Linked DNA regions of Homo sapiens: region 2 is linked to region 1. A link is a loop called in an ENCODE intact Hi-C map of the cell type or tissue named here. Cell type or tissue: IMR-90. All regions are shown on one strand.

Evidence for each region. A loop is a pair of places that touch in the nucleus more often than their neighbours do. Peaks named below come from ENCODE experiments on the same cell type or tissue, not always from the same donor. Only the 100,000 strongest peaks of a DNase experiment are listed, where the experiment ranks them.
Region 2: a loop joins it to region 1, with 2.6 times the contacts of the local background. A loop is called at or near these places in 16 of 110 quality-filtered maps.

Annotation. Positions count from the first base shown.
Region 1 is chr9:14,418,965-14,426,964 of GRCh38, reverse strand. It overlaps a transcript of NFIB not described here. Among named protein-coding and RNA genes, the nearest start is that of TRH-GTG1-6, 11 kb to the left of the region's middle. In IMR-90, no CTCF peak of the experiment used is centred here; a DNase peak (open chromatin) is centred at 3,064; H3K27ac peaks cover 561 bases; H3K27me3 peaks cover 3,309 bases.
Region 2 is chr9:14,362,533-14,370,532 of GRCh38, reverse strand. It overlaps a transcript of NFIB not described here. Among named protein-coding and RNA genes, the nearest start is that of NFIB-AS1, 49 kb to the right of the region's middle. In IMR-90, no CTCF peak of the experiment used is centred here; a DNase peak (open chromatin) is centred at 4,312; H3K27ac peaks cover 190 bases; H3K27me3 peaks cover 704 bases.

The DNA of each region.
Region 1 (8,000 bases):
TGTGGGAAGGACACAAGCAGAAAAGAGGGAATCTTCTTCATATTTCTGCTGGATCTCAGTATGGCTCCAGTGCAGTGAGGTCTGAAGGGAACTCAGCACCATTTTACAACTTGAGAGCTTTGCATCTTCAGGAGCTGTCAGAGGTTCCCCAGGCAGGGAAGTAGGACTGTTCCTGAGCGATGTGATATGGGAGGGGCCCATATCAAAGCAGTCAGAGAAGGAGGATACAAATGGATTTATTTCTGAATGTCCTCCTGGGTGCTCCTGGAAATATTCTGGCATGTTCAGCTAGAGGAATGGTTGGAGGAAGGGCAGAAGTTTGGTAGGCTTGATGAGCTGGTTGGGACAGAAAAATATAAAGACTTACAAACATTGGGAAAGTAAGTTTTTCCTTTTTTCTGCTTTTAAAGATTCATAAGATATACAGTTTGATCAGTTAGCAAACATATATTACATGTCCGCATTGTATGAAGCACCATAAAACATGAAGATACAACAATGAAAGCGAAGGTTCTCAATGAGCTTGCAGTCTATAGGAGAAAATAGACATGCAAATCAGTTCACTTATAATCCAACAAAATGTGTCATCATAAAAGTATGAGAAAAGCCTCATGGGATCACAGAGGAGAGTATAAAAACTACAAAGCCATGCCACCTGCATCTGGCCTGTAGAGCTCACAGTGGTGGAAGGGCACAGAGTGCAGGATAAAGACAGGGAAAATCATGGAGTGATTAGTAAGATTATCATGCTATGAACAGAGCGCTCTGATTTTTTTTCTTTAAGCCAAGAATTGCCATAGAAATTTAAGAATCTTCTTGAGTGACAGTTTAGGAGGATTTGGGAAAACTCAATGGCAGGACCACTCTTCCATTCTGCCAGCTACCTCCATCTCCAACGCATTTCCAAAAAAGGCAGAGTAAAAAGAAAGTAATTGAATAGAGATGGAAGAGGTAAGGAAAAGAAGAAAGGACATAGACCTATGAAGAAAGGTAGCTGTCATCAAACTCTCCAAGGAAGACTCGTTTTTCTTCCTTTAGTCAAAAGGAATCCATAGGTGAGGTTCCCCCTAGAGCATCTACTGAGGTGCAGAGCCTAAGTGTATTTCATTCATTCATTCAACTATCATTTATTGAATGCATATTATATTAAGGTGCTACTCTATGTGTTGGGAGAAAGATGAATGAAACTAGGTCTCTGTAGTGAAGTAGCCCATGGTCCAATCAATCAATAATCACAGTACCACACTTCTGGGTTTGCTGTGGCAATCCTGCAGTTTGAGGGAAAACAAATACCTCGAGATTAAGTGGTCCCATCTAAGCTTCAGTGGATAGCAAAAAAAAAAAAAAAAAAAAAAAATTATGTAGCAATGCTGAAATTTCAATCACACTAAAATTCATACATGCAGAGAAAATATAGTTTCTTATATATGTTTCCTTATATATGTCTCAATCATCTGTGCCCCTTTTCCCCAGATCTCTACAACAGGGCATCAAGTGCACAGCTGGGCAAGCAGCAGGGCTCACATGATCTTGTAGAGGATGGAGTGAGTGGTCAGAGACCACACAGTGCCCCTGTTTTGCCCTCGATTCCTGCTGGTACAAATACTAAAGGCAGGGCTGGCAGACCTTGTGTACCAGCTTCTCTCATCTTGATCAGGGTCTAGTGGCCCTTTGTGGCTGAGTCAGCCTCTTCATCCTGGTTCTGTGTGACACTAAGAATCACTGTAGAGCAGTACCACTAGACCTATCTGGCCTCAAGCAAGGCTCGCTGACAATTTATCTGCCCTTGACTGCTGTGGAATGTGTGGGTGTCAGCCACGCCATAGAGAAGCCTAGAGCTGAGCAGTAAAATGAAATTCCAAACACTTATTTTGGCTGTCCATGCCAGCGGCTAAACCCAAGGCCTTCTGTAGGAATTGGGCACTTGAGTACTTCCATATTTACTCACTACTCCTTCCTTGTCTCTAGAGCAAAGGCCCAGGGGGGGAGATTGGAACAGAGCTGATCAATTCACTTTCCACCCTTTCTTGCCACGATTATCCTCCTAATGTTGCCAGCACTAGAAGAAATGGGCTTTCCTTCCCACTTCCTCTTCTTGCCTAGATGTCCCTCATGTAAAATTCTGTCCACTCCACCAGACTTATCCCCAGATATGTCAAACTGGAGCTAAAGAAAGTTTTAAAAATCCTTTCCCTCTCCATAGAGCCTGTTTCGCCTGCCTGTTGTCTCACTCAAAATGTCAAGAACCCGCCCTCGGAGCTCTGCCTCTGAGTCAATAAGACCCATGGCTCCAGCCTCTGAGAGCAGGCAGTGAACAATAACTGGGGAAGAAAATTAAACTCTTGTCCTTAATGTCTGCAAAGAGGCTGTCACTTTTGAGATAATAAAATTGTATTTCTTTGTCTTCTAATTGGGTAGTCCGAGGAATGTCGTTCTGCAGGTCGCCCCGCGTAAACTGGGGCAAATGTTTCAAGCTCGAATAAGTTTAGGGAATGCTGAGGTAAACAAAGGTAAACAGGTTTATTTAATGTGAAATTGTCAGAGTCTTTAATATGCTAATGTGTTCTGTGAATTCCAATATGCTATTTCCAAAACTTATTTGACCCTCGAACACTTTTTTCACATCTCCTAGAAACAGTGTTCTGCAGAATACAGCAATGGAAAAGGCTGAAAATCCTTTGTCCCCAGAATCATCCATCACTACATTTCTTCTTCTGTAAGGGAGAAAAGATGAGTGGCTGAGGCACAAGTGTTTCAATATCTGATTCATTTCCCATCTAGGCCCCTTCTTTACTCCCTTGGGTCTGTGCTTAGTTTTTAACTTAAACTATCATGGCATCGGTGTTATGAGCATAGAGTACGTGGGGGTTAGACAGTTGGAGAGACTGGAACTTAAAAGAGCTTCTCTCAATGTAAACAAGCAAGCATACCCAGCCCCCACCCCTTGCCAAAAAAGCGAGAGATAAAAGGACCAAATTCCCGAGCTTCTCTGGGAATTCTCTGGTGGAGATGCATGCCGACCCGGGTTGCCCTTGTGAAGGATGGGAAATGGATGATGGGTCATGGTTAAGGAATGCAAAATAAAGATCTCATGACTTTCAATATAAAAATACATATGGTGTAAGATTACTGCACAGTTCCCCACAATCAGAAAGAATGCAAATATTCCCTGCATGGCAGGAACAAGGAAAGCAGAATCTGAGTAGACAGAAAATTGGGATCAACAGGAAAGTTCTGGCCAAACTACTTTGCAGAGAATATAATGATCTTCAAATAGGTTCCCTAAAAGGGGCATTACCTAAGGAAAAATAATCAAAACTCAAGGGACATAGATGAGTTTTTAGGGAGGACAATGATGGATGAGAGGAAATGGCAGGAGAAAACTATAGATGGCCAGGATAATGGGCCCAGTGACCCTTTTACCTCTTCGAACTTTTCTTCTGTCCTGTGTAAATAGAGAAGAGGCTCGATGTCACGCTAAGTAAAAAAGAGGAAAAAATTGATATTTCATGTGCAGCCACATGTGGGCTGAAAGTATAACTCATAAAGAAAAAAATCAGTCCCCTTGTCCACATCTCTGTGTAAGAGGGCTTGATTTACATGTATAGCTTTAGCACGAGAAAACATCTGAGCACACAGGAAAACAGCAAGGAGTTCTGGGGTCCCAGAAGAATCAGATATTACTGGTCACTCCGTGCTCCCATGGATAGGAGCAATAAACCATCCTTAAGAATGAAGTAGATGAGTACGTTTTGCCCCGATCTGATTACTACTCTCAGACTTTTCCTCAAAATAAAACATGATGTATGTATTATTTTCTAAGTCAATCAAAAGTAACTAATGGTAGCACTCTGAATTAAATTGTTAAATATTGCTACTGGCATGTGGGCATACTTTTTTTTACAAAAGGGTCTAATAGAGATAGAAATGATCATTTGAACTGTTATGAATCCATATAGCTCTTAAAAAATGAAATAAAATAAAAGCTGCCCATATCAAGGCTGTTGTTATTGAAAATCCAGAACTGTAGAAACATTTCATCTTCCTCTAGATGGAGGCTGGGGGCCTCCATGTGCATCTTTGTTTTACATGCCCAGCATCCTCCTGACCCTTCCCTTCTTGCTACTTTCAACTTCTCCCACAACACAGGGCTATCTATGGCTGGCAGGGCTGGGAACACAGCACTCTGCACCTTCCTCAGTCGCAGAAGTGGTCACTGGATTCTGGTTGGGTGGATTTTGTACCATATTCTTCTAGCCAAAGAGATTAGTCCAAGATGTGGACCCATGACCTATGCTGAGCCAATCTGAATCCTTCCTTGGAGTGTCTTGAGTGGAAAGTGAAAGGATATTGTCTCAAGACTGGCCTTTTCAAGGTTGGGTTTTATAAGTGTGTTGGCCTTTAAGCCTTATTGCCTTCTTAAAGTAATTTAAGCTAGATGCTTATCACGTGCAATTGAAAGAGTTCCAGCTAATACGGGGGCTTTGGCAGAATGAGAAAGGAGCCTTACTTTCTTTTCCTGACTCCATAAGAATACTTAGAGCAGGCAGAGAAGCACCAGGCCAGAAACATTATGGTGAGCAAACATGGACTCCAGGGACATTCAGGCCTTTTGGAAGAACAAGCATTCATGGACTGCTAATAATTAATGAATTTCAACTGATCAGTGTTCTACAAGTAAAAGTGGCCAATAACCAGAGGCCTAACATCTGGGGAAAAGGCAGGAAAGTTTCCATAAGGATCTGACAGTCTGAGACCTGAAGATGGGGAGTTGTTATTCTCATCTTCCTGGGTCGGAGTCTCCTTTGTCATGTTAACCCTACATAGCATGGTGGCTGCTTCCACTTTAAAATGTCTTTTTCTCACTAACTGAGCTAACACTAGCCTGTTTATATGATTATATTAGTGGGAATATAATTACTTTTTCTGTACTCTTCATACTTCCTGTGGCCTCATCAAAATACATAAGAGAAACTTTTGGTCTGAGTAAAATGAAGTGCTAGGTAGAAAAGTGAAAAAAATAGCCCTCAAGGAAAAAAAAAGTAGCAATTCTAATTCTGCTCTCATGAATTATCTTTGGAGTCCTGAATATCTATTAAAATTTCTGACATACCTGTAGATTTCTGCTCAATCATAAATCATGAAAATATAGAAGAATTGGGTATGCTTTGGTACAAAGAATATGCACTTTCATTGAAAATGAACTCTATAAAGGTGTATCAAAATGAATCTTTGCTGTTATGCAAATTAGCACTGGGCCAATTCTAGTGTGGCATCCTTTGCTTTGTCGAAATGTATCCAACTGTGATGGATCCTCTGTCCATTGGTTTGTAGCAAGTAATTTACATTTGTCAACTTTCATTTGTATGTAGATAAGATAACTGACATTGAAAACCCATCTTCTTATCTTTCTCAATGGAAGAGTTAATCTGATTTACCATTTTCATGATGTATACTCTGCATTCCTCTTCAGTATCTTCAAATTCCAGGTAGTTTTTGACTGATTTGTTGTGTTCCTGCTTTTACATCTTATCTTATGAAAGAACATATACACTCTGTTAAATTAGATCTTAGGGCTTTTAGCCCTCCTCAGACTTTCTCTACCATGCCCCAAAGTATCTCATCCAATAATTAACATTTATAATTATTTAACAAATCTGTATTGAGCCAGACATTGTTCTAGATCTGAGAATTTATAAAATAGATGTTCATTTCAATTAATATGATTGTTATTTATCTCATTTAATATTTCATAAGAATTGGCATCTAGAAAGAAATGAAGGAAGAAAAACAGGAAGGAAGAAAGAAAAGAAGGGGCTTGTCTCTTTATGAATGCTACAGTTTTGCACATGGTATACATGCCTTATTTTTTTTTTTTTTGCCAAAGATCCAGAGCTCTTAAATTATGTGATATTATTTTGTAACAAAATAGTTGAAGGCAGGATGTGAAAAAGAAACCAATGCAATTTACTTATAATTAACTAAGACTAAGTTTAAAAACGAAAAAAAAAATGGCTTACTCTCAGTGGTGCTACTGTTGAACTGTCATCTAAAAGCTTATATAATTAGTGGAAGCATGTTAATTGAATTATGGCAATTAAGTCAGCCTTGAGACAAGAGGTTCCCTCCTGATTGACGAGATAGTAGTAATTCTGCAACCCATTTCCCCTGGTAGGAAGTTTCGGGACTGTGTCTCATCCTGCCCCTTAGTATTTTAGCTATGATGAAGTGGCCAAATCTTGATTTCTCTGGTGTTAATTATCCACTTTGCGGGTTTTCTGGGCCCTTGGATTCTTCTCTTCCTTTCTACAGGGTTACCAGGTTGACAGCATCAGTGGTAGGCTAGAGCCATGAAGAGGTCATGCAATTTACATCTGTTGTTTTTGCTACCAAATATCTTCATCAGTAAAAGATAAGGAGTGGGAGGAATGAAAATATTTGGGGGGTTGGTGTGGAGAAAATGATTATCTTTCCAGCCTTTCTTTGATAGCATCTTTTTTTTTTTTTTTTTTTTTTTTTGAGACGGAGTCTCGCTCTGTTGCCCAGGCTGGAGTACAGTGGTGTGATCTTAGTTCACCGGAACCTCCACCTCCCGGGTTCAAGTGATCCTCCCCTCTCAGCCTCCCAAGAAGCTGGGATTGCAAGCGCACACCACCAAGCCCACTAATTTTTGTATTTTTAGTAGAGATGAGGTTTCGCCATATTGGCCAGGCTGGTCTCAAACTCCTGACCTCAAGTGATCTGCCCTTCTCGGCCTCCCAAAGTGCTGGGATTGCAGGCGTGTGCCAGCACGCCCGGCTCTTTAATAACGTCATTGTTGATTGAAGTGTTGAGAAAAGACTGAAGCCAGAGTTCACATGAGTTTGGGGACAGTTTGGGGACTATACTTGTTCATCTTAACCCTTTTTATAGAGCCTGCAGAGTGAGCTAGCAGCATGTATATCAGGTCCTGTCCCCAACCTGATATTAATAAATGAAGTAGCCTTGGGAAATTTCCTTCCTCTCTCCAGGACTAATTTACTCTACAAAACAAGAATGTTGTAGTTCCTTTAAACTACAAAATTCTATACTTTTTGGTCTATTCACAAGCTCAGGTTCATGTTTTCTAGGGTTTTGAATATGGATTGTTCGCCTCATATGTCCTGGGGTGACAAAGCTGCGTGGGCAGTGTGTATGCCAGCCAGACATACCGATGGGAAGTGGAGCAGATGCCACTGAGGACTGTCAAAGGGTCGGTGTTGTGGATACCTCCAGAAAAAGAAAGCAAAAGAAAAGCCAACAGGGAGGAAGGGGTGGGAGGACCATACTGAAATGTCTGAAGACAGCGGTCCTGGGGAAGTTCTGTGAGCTGGGCCAGCTACGTAACATGCAAGGCTACGTAACGTAACAGGGCTCGTTGCAAAATTAAAACACGGGGTCTCTTGTTCAAAAATCAAAAATTTCAAAATGGCTACAGCAGAGCATTCAACTAGACGCAGGACGCTTCTAAGTGCCAGGTCACATGCCGGTGAAGTGGGCCCTGTCTGTGGGCATGGTTGGTAGGGATTAATCCTGTTTCCAGGGGTTGGAATCACAGCAACCTCCCCTCCCTGGTCCCCTGAATCTGCAAGGCTCACTTCAAGTCTGCTTTTCATTCAGTGCTATGCTTCTTTCTTTCTTGCTTTTTTTTTTTTTTTTAACAGTGCTGCTAGCTGTATAAATATTTTACAGTTCCCCTATGAAAAGTTTCCAAGGGGCCCATGTTGAGGGAAAAAAATCTTTGAAAGGATTTTTTCCATAGCAATTAAAACCTTTCAAAGCACCGAGAGCTCCCCAGTCCCACTTTAGTGCAACAAACCTCTATTTTTTTGCCCAGTTTGGATGGCTCTGGGTCTGAAAGTAAGCCAGCCTCTTTGTTTGGTGACTTTGCAGGTTGCCGATAGACATTTGGAATTTAAATTCATTAGATACATGGCAGAGCCGTGGATGGAACTGGGATGGATTTAGAAATGCTGTGATCA
Region 2 (8,000 bases), 56 kb after region 1:
CATATTTACACTGTGGGCTAGACCAGCATTCTCAAACATCTGTTATTATCCCACCTTCTACGTGATTTGGCTTCCTCTTATCATTTACACTCTTATTCCTTTAATTTTTAAAAAGCCAATGTACAATTTTTTCTTGACTAAAAAAAACAGTTAACTACCCTTGTGTTGGGGTTGGGGTTACATCAATGAATTAAGTAGTCCTTGACCTTATGGCTCCATAGACCATTAATATACAAATAACTAACTTTGATAAAAATATTGGAAGTGCTATGATAAATGCGAAGAGGGAGCCATTAATTGTCCTTGAGTCCGATGGGGGTAAGAGTGGAAAAGCTTCACCCAGGATGTGATATTGAGCTAGGCTTTCAGGAATGAGCCAGTAAGGAGGTGAAGGTTATTCTAGGCAGAGAAAGCTGCTTGAAGGGAGGCACAAAGTCGTAAAATGTACTGGGTGTTTGGAGATGGCGAATGGTTCAAAATAGCTAAAGCCAAGAACATACAAGGTGAGTGACAGGAAAAGCTGCCTGGGATTGGTTTTAAGTATAGTCATACACAGTAGGACATAACCTTGTCTTACCCTGGGGGTAAAGAGATAGCCCCCAAAGTTTTCAGAGATGGAGAATGTCTGATCTGCTCTAGGTTATGAGAGTCTAATTTTACCTACAGTGGGCTGGTGATGGAAGGGACTGAAAGTAAGAAGGTCAATTAGGAAGCTGTCCAAATATATCAGGCCAAAGATGGTGAAGTACTGAATTAAGGAGTAGAAGCTGTGATGAAAAGGAAAAGCTAGATTTGAAAACCTTTTTTGAGGTAGAAACAATAAAACGTGGTGACTAATTAGGAGAAAAGAAGGAGTAGAAGTTGGGTCCAAAATCTCTAACTTGAGTGCCAGATATATGGAAATGCCATCTATCAAGACATGAGGGAAAGCAGAGCTTTGGGAGGGTGTGTGTGGGGAAGGGAGAGGTGGGGCTGATTGAGGAGTTCTGGCTTGGAGATGTTAAAGCTGAAGCACCTTCTGAAGACTCTGGTAGGTAGATCTACCCAGAAGGCATCAACAACATGGAACCATGGCTCCAGAAGGAAGAACTGTTGGCTATGAGATGGACCCCTGTGGAAATACTCTGCAAATGACTTTTAATGATACAGATGGAAACTAATTATCCTGAGAAGCCTAACCCGATGATAATTAGATAATTTGAAAACTGGTAGTAAAAGAAGGCACAGAACAGCCCTTCGACCAGCTTCCACATCATCTTCTTTAATACAATAAGATTGGGAAATCACTGTGCTTGAAATGATGCAGACACAAGTCTGAACGCTGATCGTCATACTACTAGCTAGCTGTTTGACCTTGGACGAGTTACTGTTTAACCTCGCTTAGCTGCTTTGAGGCAGACATTATTCTGGGGTCTGGGAATATAATGATAAATAAACCCTACCCTCAAAGAGCTTAAATTTCCTTTTCTGTAAAACTACTAGATTGCAATGAGATATTATGTATCAGGCACAGTGCATGATACACAGTACCAAAAACCTGTCACTTACTATATGTGCCAATCACTTTCTATTCTTGGTTCATTTAATTTTTACACCAAACCTGTGAGGTAGGCATTGATATTGTCCCTATATAGTTGGGAAAACTGAGCTCAGGTACCTTGCACAAGTTCACGGGAACAATAAGGGTCATCTGACTCCCAAAATGCTATACTACATCTCCTTTCCTTTGTCAAACTAAATGAGCTATGCAGACATAAGCACCTTCTCTCTCTGAAAGCACCAAAATATGAGGGAATGGAGTAGAAGACATCATCCAAAGAAGATGCCAGTTAAATTGAGATAATATGGCATATTAACATGAAGATAATCAAAACTGAAGTTAGTCAAGATAGCACTGGTATAAATCTCTTTAAATGTTATTCAGATGACTGAACCAAAGATAATGGTCGAGAAATGCTTATCAGTTCAAGATGGCCAAGGCTGCCACTCTGTACCACTCCAAGGAGTTGTGTGTGCAGTTGCACCGTAACCAGTCTGCCTGGTGAAACACGGTGGCCCTGTCCGTAGCTACAGAGTTCTTTTCCTACCTCACATCATTTTTGGAAGTAAGTGCAGAAAAATATTTATTAGTAAGTAAACAACTTTTAAAAGCATTTCAGGAGTAATTTTTACTCATAAATAATGAAATACAAACTACTTAAAGTCATTCTGGGGTGGAAATCTTTACCATATTACTACCTCTTTATGTCTGCTTCTTGGCTGTCATCTTAAATCTTCCTCTTCATTCCCTCAACATTGGCCTAGTTCAAGCTCTCTTCATTTCTCTCAGGACAGCATCCAGCCACTTGTTTCCCTCTGTCTCTCTTTTTTTTTTTTTTAATCTTACTTTACTTACTTTACACGTAAGATACATGTGCAGAACGTGCAGGTTTTGTACATAGGTATACATGTCCCAAGTTTGGTACATGTGCCATGGTGTACATAGGTGTACATAAGTGTACATGTGCCATGTTTGGTACCTGGGATACATGTGCAGAACGTGCAGGTTTGTTACATAGGTATACACGTGCCATGGAGGTTTGCTGCACCCATCAACCTGTCATCTACATTAGGTATTTCTCCTAATGCTATCCCTCCCTTAGCCCCTCACCCCCTGACAGGCCCCGGTGTGTGATGTTCCCCTCCGTGTGTCCATGTGTTCCCATTGTTCAACTCCCTCTTATGAGTGAGAACGTGCGGTGTTTGGTTTTCTGTTCCTGTGTTAGTCTGCTGAGAATGATGGTTTCCAGCTTCATCCATGTCCCTGCAAAGGACATGAACTCATTCTTTTTTATGGCTGCATAGTATTCCATGGTGTATATGTGCCACATTTTCTTTATCCAGTCTATCATTGATGGGCATTTGGGTTGCTTCCAAGTCTTTGCCCTCTCATGTATCAATTGCTCTAAGGCTTAAACCCCCTCAGCATTTCCCTATCAACGAAAATACACACCCATATTCATGGAGGAACACAGGTTGCTTACAACCTTTTGACCCTCATTCCCAATTCACAACTTCTTAGATCTCAGATGTGCCCTTCTGTTTCACACCTCTGATCCCTCTGCACTTACTAGTCCCTCTGCTTGGCATGTCTTCCCCAGGATCACCTGATGAACCCCTACTCATCTTGAAACACACAGCTCAAGAGACATCTCATCTGAAAAGCCTTTCCTAGCCTTTCCATATTTAGTCTTTGTACCCACACAAGACTCTGAGTTCACTATGGAAACTGTCACAATTAATAATGTTTCCTTGTTAACATGTTTGTCTCCCCTAGTAGACCTGACACTCCTTGAAAGAATGCACATTATCTTCTATAGTTTTGCATTCCCATACCCAAGTAGAGCACCTGCATAGGGTAGGGGCCCAGTAAATACTGTTGCACTGAGTAGAATTGAATCCAATGTCATTATCATGGTCATCAACTCAGGGTTAGTGGACTCTTACAGGAGTATAATTTGTTGATAAGTGTTACATTTAGCGTTTAGAGTGGTGGAAGGAGAGACAGCCAAAACTCTTGTTGATTCTGATGCAAAGAAAACAGGGCCCTCTGAAGTAGGAGGTAAAGAAGAAAAGCTGGAGGTGCCTGAAATGTGTTCATTTCATCACTCTTCAGTGCAAGAGATTGGAATTTCAGTGCAGGCCAAGCCACTTGTCCTAGAGGGTTCTGACAGATTTTTTGGGAAAAAAATTTAAAAAGAATAAAATTCATCCAGGCACGGTGGCTCATGCCTGTAATCCCAACACTTTGGGAGGCCGAGGCAGGCACATCAAGAGGTCAGGAGTTCGAGACCAGCCTGGCCAACATGGTGAAACCCATCTCTACTAAAAATACAAAAAACTAGCCAGGTATGGTGGCACGTGCCTGTTATCCCAACTACTCGGGAGGCTGCAGCAGGAGAATCATTTGAACCTGGAAGGCGGAGGTTGCAGTGAGCTGAGATCATGTCACTGCACTCCAGCCTGGTTGACAGAGCAAGACTCTGTCTCAAGAAGAAAAAAAAAAAGAATAAAATTAAAATCTGTGGTCAGAAGGTTACAGAAAGGAAAGACACACATATCCGCTAGGGAATAGGAAGTGGTCTTGTCTTCAGCAGCAGGACTGTCTAATAAATCTGGAGAGTTTTATTGACTTCATAGGCGCAAAAATAACCACCCGGAGAAGACATCGGGTTTCACTTATTTTTTGGAAAGTAATTTTTCACAGACGCGAGGTTAAAAGAAAGTGGTTGCACGGGCCTCGGCTGTGGTGGTGTGTCTTCTGGTATGCGTAATGCAACTGGATCTCAATTCTGGGACGATGCCCAGATTCAGGGGCCTAAAGCCTCTGTTGAAAGCAATGAGGACAGAGTGTTGCCAAAATTTTATATAATGCAACTGTAGATCAATTGTCTTAGTGCAAGGGTAGACTTTGATCAGGAGCGTCTGGAGGGAGGGGTTTCATTAAATGCTGTTTTCAGCCTTTAATTCTAGGTTTTACATCTACTTGTTCCTAAGTCAGCTACAGACTCTGAATGGCCCTGACATAGAGAAACTGATCCCTAAGCCCACATCTGGCTCTCAGGCATCAGCAGTGACTGGCATGGAAGGAGTTCCTGGGTAGAAAAGATGTACAGTTTGGGAGGTTTTGCTCTTACTCCATAGTTTTTGGTCTCACGTTAGATCAGTCAGAAAGGAACACGCTTGATACTCTCTCCCTCCTGCCTCATGTCTGTGATTCATTAGAAAAACTTAAAAACTTCCCCTATACTAGGACAAGCTTTCCTAAGAAAATAATTGATAAGAGCATATGTTTGTTGGATGAATTCTTCCTAGAACAAACGTCTGGCCAAGAATAGAAAATCCAGCCAGTCTTAGAAGGTATAAGAATCTATTTCTGAACTCCTTCAGATGAACTCATCATTATGGAAAAGATGGAAGCTAAGTAATATTTCTAAGATTTTACAACTGTCATGCTTATTCCTCCTGGTCTACCTGCAGGGATCTTATCCCACAGGGCAGGGAAAACTTTTGTACTACCATCTTTCTTCTACAAATCAACAGGAACACAGACAGAATAGCCATGGTCTGGCCACACTTGGTGGTGAGTGGAGTCTCCTGGGGTGTGGGAAGACACATTATCCTCAGAGCCTTTAGCATTCTCAGCAAAATTGGACTGGGGTCCAAGAATGAGAGGGTCTGAAAACGACCATTGGACTGGGAAGCAGGAAACAAATAAAATGTGAAACCATTACATCTGAAATAATCATCTTATTTTAGAGATGACAAACATAAACGGTGGTCTCGAAATTTATTTTTTAGCAGCAGAATTCTGTTTCAGAGCAAAATCTTAGATAAAATAGCCAACATTTACTAAGTCCTTGGCATGTGCAGGACACTGGGCTAAGCACTTTACATGGGTAGTGTTATTTAATTTAATCTTCACTACTCTGAAATTGGAACTATTGTTAGGCCTATTTTACAGACAATGAAAATGAGAAATTAACGTGCCTCAGAAAACATAATACACAGCCCACTATATGGCACAGATCAAAATGGGGTTGATGTGGTGGAATTGCTGTTAGATTACCAAGAACTCTTAAATCACCCTGCTGTCTTGTTCCTCCATTACCCTCTCATCTCTCTGAAGCAACCCTGAGGCTTTATGTGGAGCAGAGTTTGATAATGTTTTTACTAGAAAACTCCTAAAATTTCTTTTTATTCTAATGCCCAATTATCCTAATTCTGGAGAGGTAAACCATAGTAACTGTCAAAACGTGCTCTTTAAGACTGGATATTGGCAAACCTTGCTCTTCCTTAAAGGGCTGGCTCAGGGTCACTTTTCACACACCTTTGAAGACTAGATTTTTAAAACTATTTTGATCCAATAAATGTAGGAATGAAATCAAAGAATTGTGCAGATATAAACATTCTGATGCTGTAAGATGAAATGTGTTGTTATATTAAAAAGTAAGGACCCATTTCTATTTCTTTAATAATTATTAGGTATTTTCTCACTAACACATTTTCTTATACATTCAGAGACAAATTGTTTCTAATAAATCCAGCCAGACGCTAGTATTAAGCATTAGAATTTTCACCTCTCGCATTAACTAGATGTCTGTCTGGGCAGTTGGCTCACCCAGAGCAGGGAGTTCATCAAGGAAAGGGAGAGACTTTTGATCTCTTCGTTGGCTTTTCACAAAGCCAACAAACTTCACAAAGCCAAAAAAACTCCACAGGCTGAACCTGTTAACTCCTAACTCACTTCAGACATTCCCAAATTGCACGATTTTAGGGTTGCTAAGAGGGTGGGGAAACAGACAATTTCTTACACTGTGGCTGTGAGTGTAAATGGGTATAAAATTATTGGAGGGCAATTTGGCAATAGCTATTAAAAATGAAATACTCATACCCTTTGACCCAATAATAATTCATCTCCTGGGAATTCACTGTAGAGAAAGACTCTACAACTGCTCAAAGATGTTTAAGAGTAAAATGATGTTTGCAAGAATATTTGTTACAGGAAAAACTGGAAAGAACTCAAAGGTGAATTAATAGGCAATTGGTTAAGGAGAGTATGGTTCAGCCATACAATACAATTTCATGGAGCTATTTAATAGAAGATTAAAAAGATGATAAGTTTTTACCAACTGACATGGAAAGATGTCTAAGACATATTGCTAGATAGAAAACGGCATGCTTTTGAGTTGAGAGTATAATCCCATTTTTTTGTAAAATAAGTGAAAAGTTAATATATGCCTTGAAAAAATTTTAACTGCTTTTCTCAGCTGTGTGGGATTACGGGGGATTTCCACTTTCTATGCTACATATTATAAAGTTTAAAGATGTTTATGTGTGTACATATACATATATATGTATATGTACACACATATACATGCACATATATATGTATATGTACACACATATACATGCCATTGCTTTCGTAATCAGAAAAAAATAAATGTTTCTATGGCTGGGTCTTCAGAAACACCTCTTAGGAAAGTATGGAAGCCTAGTCCAAATCCATCAACTTTACTGTAAAACAAAAACTTGGTTGACATCGGAACAATGATACCGCTTAACCAAAAGGAGGAGCACACTTGGAAACTTGTCTGGTCTCTAGATTCTATAAGCCATTGTAATAATTAGCCCACAGTAGAGTGTTCTTCCAAGGAGGGGCAAAGCTGAAAACTGTAGCCAGTTTTTGAACCACTGCCACAGTTAAGAAAGGACAACTGACAACCAGGGCCTCAAACGGAGTAGTCTCAGTCCCAGTGGTGACTTGCCAGGAGTGGGGGTGAGGGAGTGTCCGTAAAAGACAAAGAGTTTGTGTTTAATTTTAATTTTTACAATTTTATTGAGCTAAAATTTGGTGCAACTTCTCTAGCTCAGTTTGATGCAATTTCTCTAGCAGATCCCCATTTTGTAGAGTGTATACTTATATTAAAGGGACTCAATAAAATGAATGTAAAATTACAAATATAAAATTAGGCACAAGAGTTTGGAAGAGGCCCCTAAAAAGGAGAAGCCCTTAAGCTAAGCTTCATTAGCTTCTTCTCAGTGAATTCTTGCTACTCTGACCCAAAGTCCTTTTTTTTGTTTGTTTTTGTGTTTTGGAAACAGAGCCTCACTCTGTCAAGCAGACTGGAGTGCAGTGACAGGATCCCAGCTCACTGCAGCCTCAACGACCTGGGCCCAAGCAATCCTCCCACCTCAGCCTTCCCAAGTAGCGGGGACTGCAGGTGCACAGAACCATGCCTGGCTAATTTTCAGATTTGTCATAGAGATGTGTCTTTCTATGTTGCCCAGGCTGGGCTCGAATTCCTGGCCTTACGAGATCCTCCCTGCCTCGGCCTCCTGAAGTGTGGGATTATAGATATGAGCCACGGGACCTGGCCTCACCAAAAGTTCTTAAACCAAGAAAACACAGGGCAGTAACAGGTATTCTTCCTTTTCTTGAAGAATTATCCTGCCAAAAC